Linked DNA regions of Homo sapiens: region 1 is linked to region 2. The links are chromatin contacts, found by Hi-C in ENCODE. All regions are on one chromosome and are shown on one strand. Each heading gives the region's core, a stretch centred on a gene start or an enhancer-like site at or near the end of the contact. The rest is flanking DNA. Distances are from core to core; before and after follow the strand shown. Region 1 holds the start of SPTSSA (serine palmitoyltransferase small subunit A). Region 2 holds the start of DTD2 (D-aminoacyl-tRNA deacylase 2).

Region 1 (2,835 bases), core at 148-2,647, 3.0 Mb after region 2:
AGTCTAAATCCAAAATATGCATTCTGGTTCTTAAATTCCAGGTTTGGAAAGAAATGCCAACAGTAATAAATAAATAAACTGCTTTGAAAGCATCTCAAATTCCTCAAAAGTGCTTAAACAAAAGACTCAGCTTTGAGTACAACCTTAAGCTATCTCAAAACAAATAAACACACTTGATAAGGCTTAGAATGAAATTACCTCAGTCACTCACTGGAATGCAACAATGCATTCGCAAAGTTATTCTGAAGTAAGCTACTCCAACTAAACCACACTGAAAAGGAGAGAACGTGGATAAACTAAACATGTTTTGTGAAATACCTGTTTTGTATTGGCCTGAGTTTTTTAAAAGTTACATCTCATTCATTATCAGTATTTAATCTGCAAGAATATCATCAAAGGATGTCAATATGGACAAGCAGAGACAAGAAACATCAGACTTTCAGGGAGCCTATCTTCACAACCCTGAGTTATTAACTGAAGTTCTCAAAGTTAGATGAGTTAAGATACAGACAACGTGCTTTGCACAAATGCTTTGCTTATAGTAACCACTCAATAGTCATTAACAAGAATTTATTAACTATCCACCAAAACACAGTTTCAAACCCTACCGACAACTAACCACAAATTGCACCACTTTTCGGGCCGACTTCTACGGACGGTGCACAGAAGCAATAAATACACTTTTAAAACTCCCCAACTTGAAGACCAAAAAGATACAATAACTTAAACTGCTTTCAAAAACTACTGGAGTGTCATGCCTACAAATTCAGAACCTGGCTTAAAAGCTAGTTAACTGACTAGAATTCTTGGTAGACCCAAAGCCAACTAAATCAGGAACACTTAAAGGTCAAAGGCGTCCAAGCCGGGAGCGATGTGCTCCACTGTTACATGATCCCCGCCTCCTACAGGAACAGGGGACTGAACCAAAGGCAGTTGCGGCCGAAGTGCAGGCGACACACAGGGTTACACATCACCTTCGGAGATTTCCTCCAGGAATCAAGACGCTTCCCCCTTGGGTCCAGCGACTCACAGGTGACCCCGGATCTCAAGAGTTCTCGTCTCCCCCACCCCCCACTTAACCCCGCGAGCGCCGCCCTCGGCCCCCAGACCTCCCCCTGCACCCCCGGCTTCCGCGCACAGGACCGGCGGGGCCGCCGCTCCAGCCTCCACCCCAGGCCCGGGGCCTGGGGAAATGCGGCCCCGCGGCCCGCGCCCCCAGCCCGGCCCCCGCGCGCGCGGCCGGGACAGGATACTGAACACCGTCCGCTCCCAGGGCTCCAGCATGTAGAGCGCCGTGACCAGCAGGTACTGGTAGTAGAACCAGGACATCTGCTTCCAGGCCCGCGCCAGCGCCATCCCCGCCATGCGCCTCCCGCGATGCAGCTCACACGTCAGTCTGTCCGGCCGGCCGCCCGCTCACGTCCTAAAGCCCCCGGCCGCCAGGCCCGCCCGCCCGCCACCCAGCGCCCATTGGCCCGCCCGGCCCCGCCGTCACCCGCGGCACGCCCAGACCCGCGCGCGCCCCGGCCGCCGGCCCCCAGCCCCGCCCGACCCGCGCTCATTGGCCAGGCCGCTACCTCGCGTCGCGTCGTCCCCTCCCGTTTCCCCGCCCGGGCATCGCCCACGCTAGCCGGAGAACGGTCCCCGCGAGAGCGCCCAGCCGCGCCCCACCCCGCCCGGGCCGGCCGGTGGTGGGCGGGGCGTCAGTGCCGGCCGGGGTCCCGGGGCCCCCGCAGCCCAGCGGGCGCTCGGTCCGTCCAGACTGGCCCAGAGCGCTTGCGGAAGAAATATTTCTGGAACACTTGTTATGCCTCAGGCATCCTTCTGAGAAGGAGGATTGCCAGGGAGAACCGGAATGCCTTCGGTTCCTTACCTTGTGCAGCTGGCGGCCTAGCTGGGAGACAAGCATTAATCAAGTCGTGATCCGTGTAAGAGGAGATAAGGGGCTGAGAGAGGGTGAGGAGGCGAACGCCACCTAATAAGGAGGTCTGGAAAGGCGTCCTTGTAGAAGGGATGCACATTCGGCCTCCTTCCTCCCTTCCCCCACCCATGCACACACACACACACACACACACACACACACACACACACACACACACCCCTAGACGGACATAACCCATGCACTCCCTAACCCAGAGACCACTTACCAAAAACATCTATCTGCCCACCTCTTAGTGGCTGTAGGTAACCACCAAGTGGGTCAAGGCCAGAAGCGCGCTGATCTAGTGGGTTCTGCAGAAGACAGGCAGCTTGAGATTGGTGTGAGGGCTGGTGATACTTCCCTAGAGATGCACTCCTGGATGCCCAGATTTTCCCACTGCCAGATGGGCCAGCAACATTGCACTGGCCACAAGGAGCTCCATGCACTGGTGTAGCATGTGAACTGCCACAATTAAATGGCCTGCTGTTTAAATGTTAAAAGTCTTCCAGGTTAAACATACTACTGCTTAAACTTTAAAAGTTTCATGGTTAATAACTATTCATTAAAAGTACCAAGTGCCGGCCAAGCGCCGTAGCTCATGCCTGTAATCCAAGCACTTTGGGAGGCTGAGGCTGGCGGATCACTTGAGTCCAGAAGGTCGAGACCAGCCTGAGCAACATGGTGAAACCCCGTCTCTACCAAAAAAAATAAGTAAATACATAACAAAAAGTTAGCCAGGGGTGGTGGCGTGCACCTGTAGTCCCAGCTACTCAGGAGGTTGAGGCGGGAGGATTGCTCGAGCACGGGAGGTCGAGGTTGCAGTGAGCCAGGATGGTGCCACTGCACTCCATCTTAGGTGGCAGAGCAAAAGAAAGGAAAGAAAGGAGACAGAGAAAGAGAGGAGAAAACAGAAG
Region 2 (3,140 bases), core at 279-2,778:
CTGGGAAAGGAGAGAGATAAGAATACAGGAATTTCTATGCTTATATTTCCAAATTAGCACAGGGCAACAGATTCTGATTTTAGAATAATCACCCACACATCATATAGTTCACGGGTACTATTTACAATAAGTAGGCGGGGTGCGGTGGCTCAGGCTTGTAATCCCAGCAGTTTGGGAGGCTGAGGCAGGTGGATCACCTGAGGTCAGGAGTTCCAGACAAGCCTGGCCAAAATGGCGAAACCCCGTCTCTGCTAAAAATACAAGTTAGCGTGGTAGCTTGCGCCTGTTGTCCCAGCTACTCGGGAGGCTGAGGAAGGAAAATTGCTTGAACCCGGGAGGCGGAGGTTGCAGTGAGCCGAGATCGTGCCACTGCACTCCAGCCTGGGCGACAGATCGAGAATTCATCTCAAAAAATAAAATAAAATATAAATAAATAAAATATAAAAAATAAAATAAATGTAAAATAATAACTAAAATTGTTTTAAGTAATGCTAGATCTGGGACCGAATTCAGCAGAAAAGGCGAGCGAATGAGATTTTGCTACACTGAAGTTTCTGAGTATCTACAAAAGTCTTAATTATGAACTAATTTTTTTCTTACATTTCAACGTACTCCAAAAATACGTCAGAGGCCTTAAAGAAAATTTTATTTGTTTTTGTATGCAGTGGGGGCAGGCGGTCTTAAAAAGTAAAGTATGTATGAAAGTAGAAGGAACTCATAGTGACATAAATGTTTTAAATTCTTTGGAGAAATGTGTTTGATAAGGCAACATTGTTATAAAAGTAGAGGTCTTTGTTTCTCAGTTGGAAATTGGTCAAAACTTTTAAAAGGCTTCTTGAAATAGAATTGTTTCTTAGGAAATCTCATTTCTATGCTAAGACCAAGTCAACATAGGGGGGAATTCGACGCGATCTGAGGCGTAAGTCAAAGCAGATCATGAACTCTTGCAGCAAACCTGACCTACAAGCTTGCCCCCGACCAGCATAGACCACGAGCTGCAAGGGGTCTGAGACAGTAAGGCCTGAAGTTCACCGAACTCAGTTTCAAATACCTGTGGTCCCCCCAAGAAGGGAGACACGCTCTTCCTCTCGGGTGCTACAACTGGCGCTGGGGAACGGTGATGCTGGACCGAAAAGACAAGCGCAGCCAGGCAGGCCACCGCGGCCAGCTTCAAGCTGACCCGGTATCCCCGCGGCCGGACCGCCGGTCTCAGAGGGAGACACAGAGCGGACGAGTCACCGAGACAACGCGGAAAAAACCGCCCCGCACGCCGGAGGATAACGAGAGCTGCCGGGCTGACGTTACCTCCACCCACTGGGCCGCGACGTCCCCATCGGCTGGGCGAATTTGCAGCCGGGCGTGCAGGCACTGCTGTAGGAGCGCCCGGGCCTGAGGAATCCGGCTACCCTCAGCCATGGCTTAAGCCAGCGCCGCGGCCGGACAGTTACTAGGCCATGTGTCGCTGGCCCCTCCCTCGACGCGCTGGCGGGGCAGACGAGGCGGGGCACGACGAAGGGCCTGCGCCGATTGCCCAGTGGCCCCGCCCTTAGGAGGGCGGGGCCTCGGACTGACTCTCGAATGTCCCGGATGTGCGGTCTTGGAGGCCGGCGTAGCGCTAAGCTTCTCGGCAGCACCTGCCCAACTCTGTAGAAGGCGCTCAGTGTATACTTTTATTAAACGATTGAAAAGACTCGTTAAATCTCTTTCCTACAAACCTTTTAAGAAACATTTTTCACCTCAGAAAGCTTAGGTTCCAACTGTTGAAAAATTTTAAATCTGCTTGATTTAAATTCATGTTATGCCCATATGAAAGTAAGTAAACAAATAATCGAATCATAAAGCAAGCGGAGATGGAACTAAAAGCTATATATACATCCTTCAAAATTTTCCTTATTCCAATCAATAAAAACAATGCTGCCTCCTCTATCGGGAATGCCATAAATTATTCTGATTCCACAGTTGTGAAAAGGTATTGGTATGCTATACGAATACACATTCTTTAGAAGATATCCTTGTTAAAAATGTTCTTATCCAAGAAAGTATGATTGTTAATAACTTAGCCCGCTACTAATACAAAAATAAAACAGCTTATTCTGATGCATATGACGTAAATTCTGTGATGCATTTTCTGGAAGTACATATTAGAATGTAAATAAAACTAAACAAGGGCTTGATTTTCTTTCCCATGTAACGTATTCCTTAAACATGCATCAGATTAGCATTTATTTGTCTATGGGCTTGGATGGTTTAGATGAGGAATAATAGTGTTACCCTGATTGCATTACCCAGGTCATTGATTTGGGCTCAGTTGACACAATGTGCCTATACATTCGGATCTGTTGTTTAAAAAGATGACATCACTGACAGTGTTGCTATCCATACAAAGTAGTGTGACTGAAGAAAATAGTCCATGCATAATCAACAGTCCTTTGTACACAAAATCGAAGCTGCTTGTTTGCTGGTTATCTTGCAGCCAGGTTTACACTTTTAGTAAAAACAGAAAGCAAAATCTCACATGATCTCTGATTGTTGCATTGCAGGGATTCCAACAGTTGTTGACATTTGTCTGCAAAGCACAGACAAGTTGAATTGCTTCATGTCTGCACCTTTATGTCATTATAACTACTGAGTCTCTTTTCTCTCCGGCTCTCAGATTCAGATTTTACAGGCCTGAAAGAAACTTTGACATACAAACCATTAGCTATGTCCCAGAATAAGAAAAGACTTTGGTGTCCATTTGTATGTGGCTGCAGGAAATAGGGAGGTCTATAGAGAATAGGTTATGTGGTTCGCAGAGATCTTTCTACAGAGAGGGTTTCTTTAACAAATTGGGAAACCCTTCCTGTGAGTAGAATAGATGGAGTATGGATGGTAATGGTTAGCTTCTCAAAAATCACTAATTACTTTAAACCCTCCTATTGAGTGAGGATCTCGTGGACATTGCTGTAGGTACTGTAATAGGCTGTGGCTCACTTATTTTTTACTTCTATTTGCAGAAGGCTATAGAGAGTGGCCACCAAAGACAGCATTTCCTTTCTGTATTTTATTTTTTGAACACTTAGTTTCATTCTGCAAATAATTTAAGAAGGAAGGACATGCATGCAATAAAATAGTAAAATGTGAATTAAAGCATTAGAAAT

What was found. A loop is a pair of places that touch in the nucleus more often than their neighbours do. Pooled maps may share reads with other maps.
Region 1: a loop to region 2 is called in a pooled map, with 14 times the contacts of the local background. The contact joins the promoter of SPTSSA here to the promoter of DTD2 in region 2. A Hi-C loop is called at or near these places in 12 of 50 pooled maps.

What each region holds. Positions count from the first base shown.
Region 1 is chr14:34,460,843-34,463,677 of GRCh38, forward strand. It overlaps SPTSSA (serine palmitoyltransferase small subunit A), which reads right to left and starts at 1,398. Exons shown (of 2, transcript NM_138288.4): 1 at 1,254-1,398. The coding sequence starts at 1,365. RefSeq lists enhancers at 611-720, 1,261-2,211 and silencers at 1,121-1,290, 1,411-1,920.
Region 2 is chr14:31,455,978-31,459,117 of GRCh38, forward strand. DTD2 (D-aminoacyl-tRNA deacylase 2) reads right to left here and starts at 1,529. Exons shown (of 3, transcript NM_080664.3): 1 at 1,306-1,529. The coding sequence starts at 1,416. RefSeq lists enhancers at 548-1,133, 1,134-1,719, 1,164-1,373, 1,514-1,693.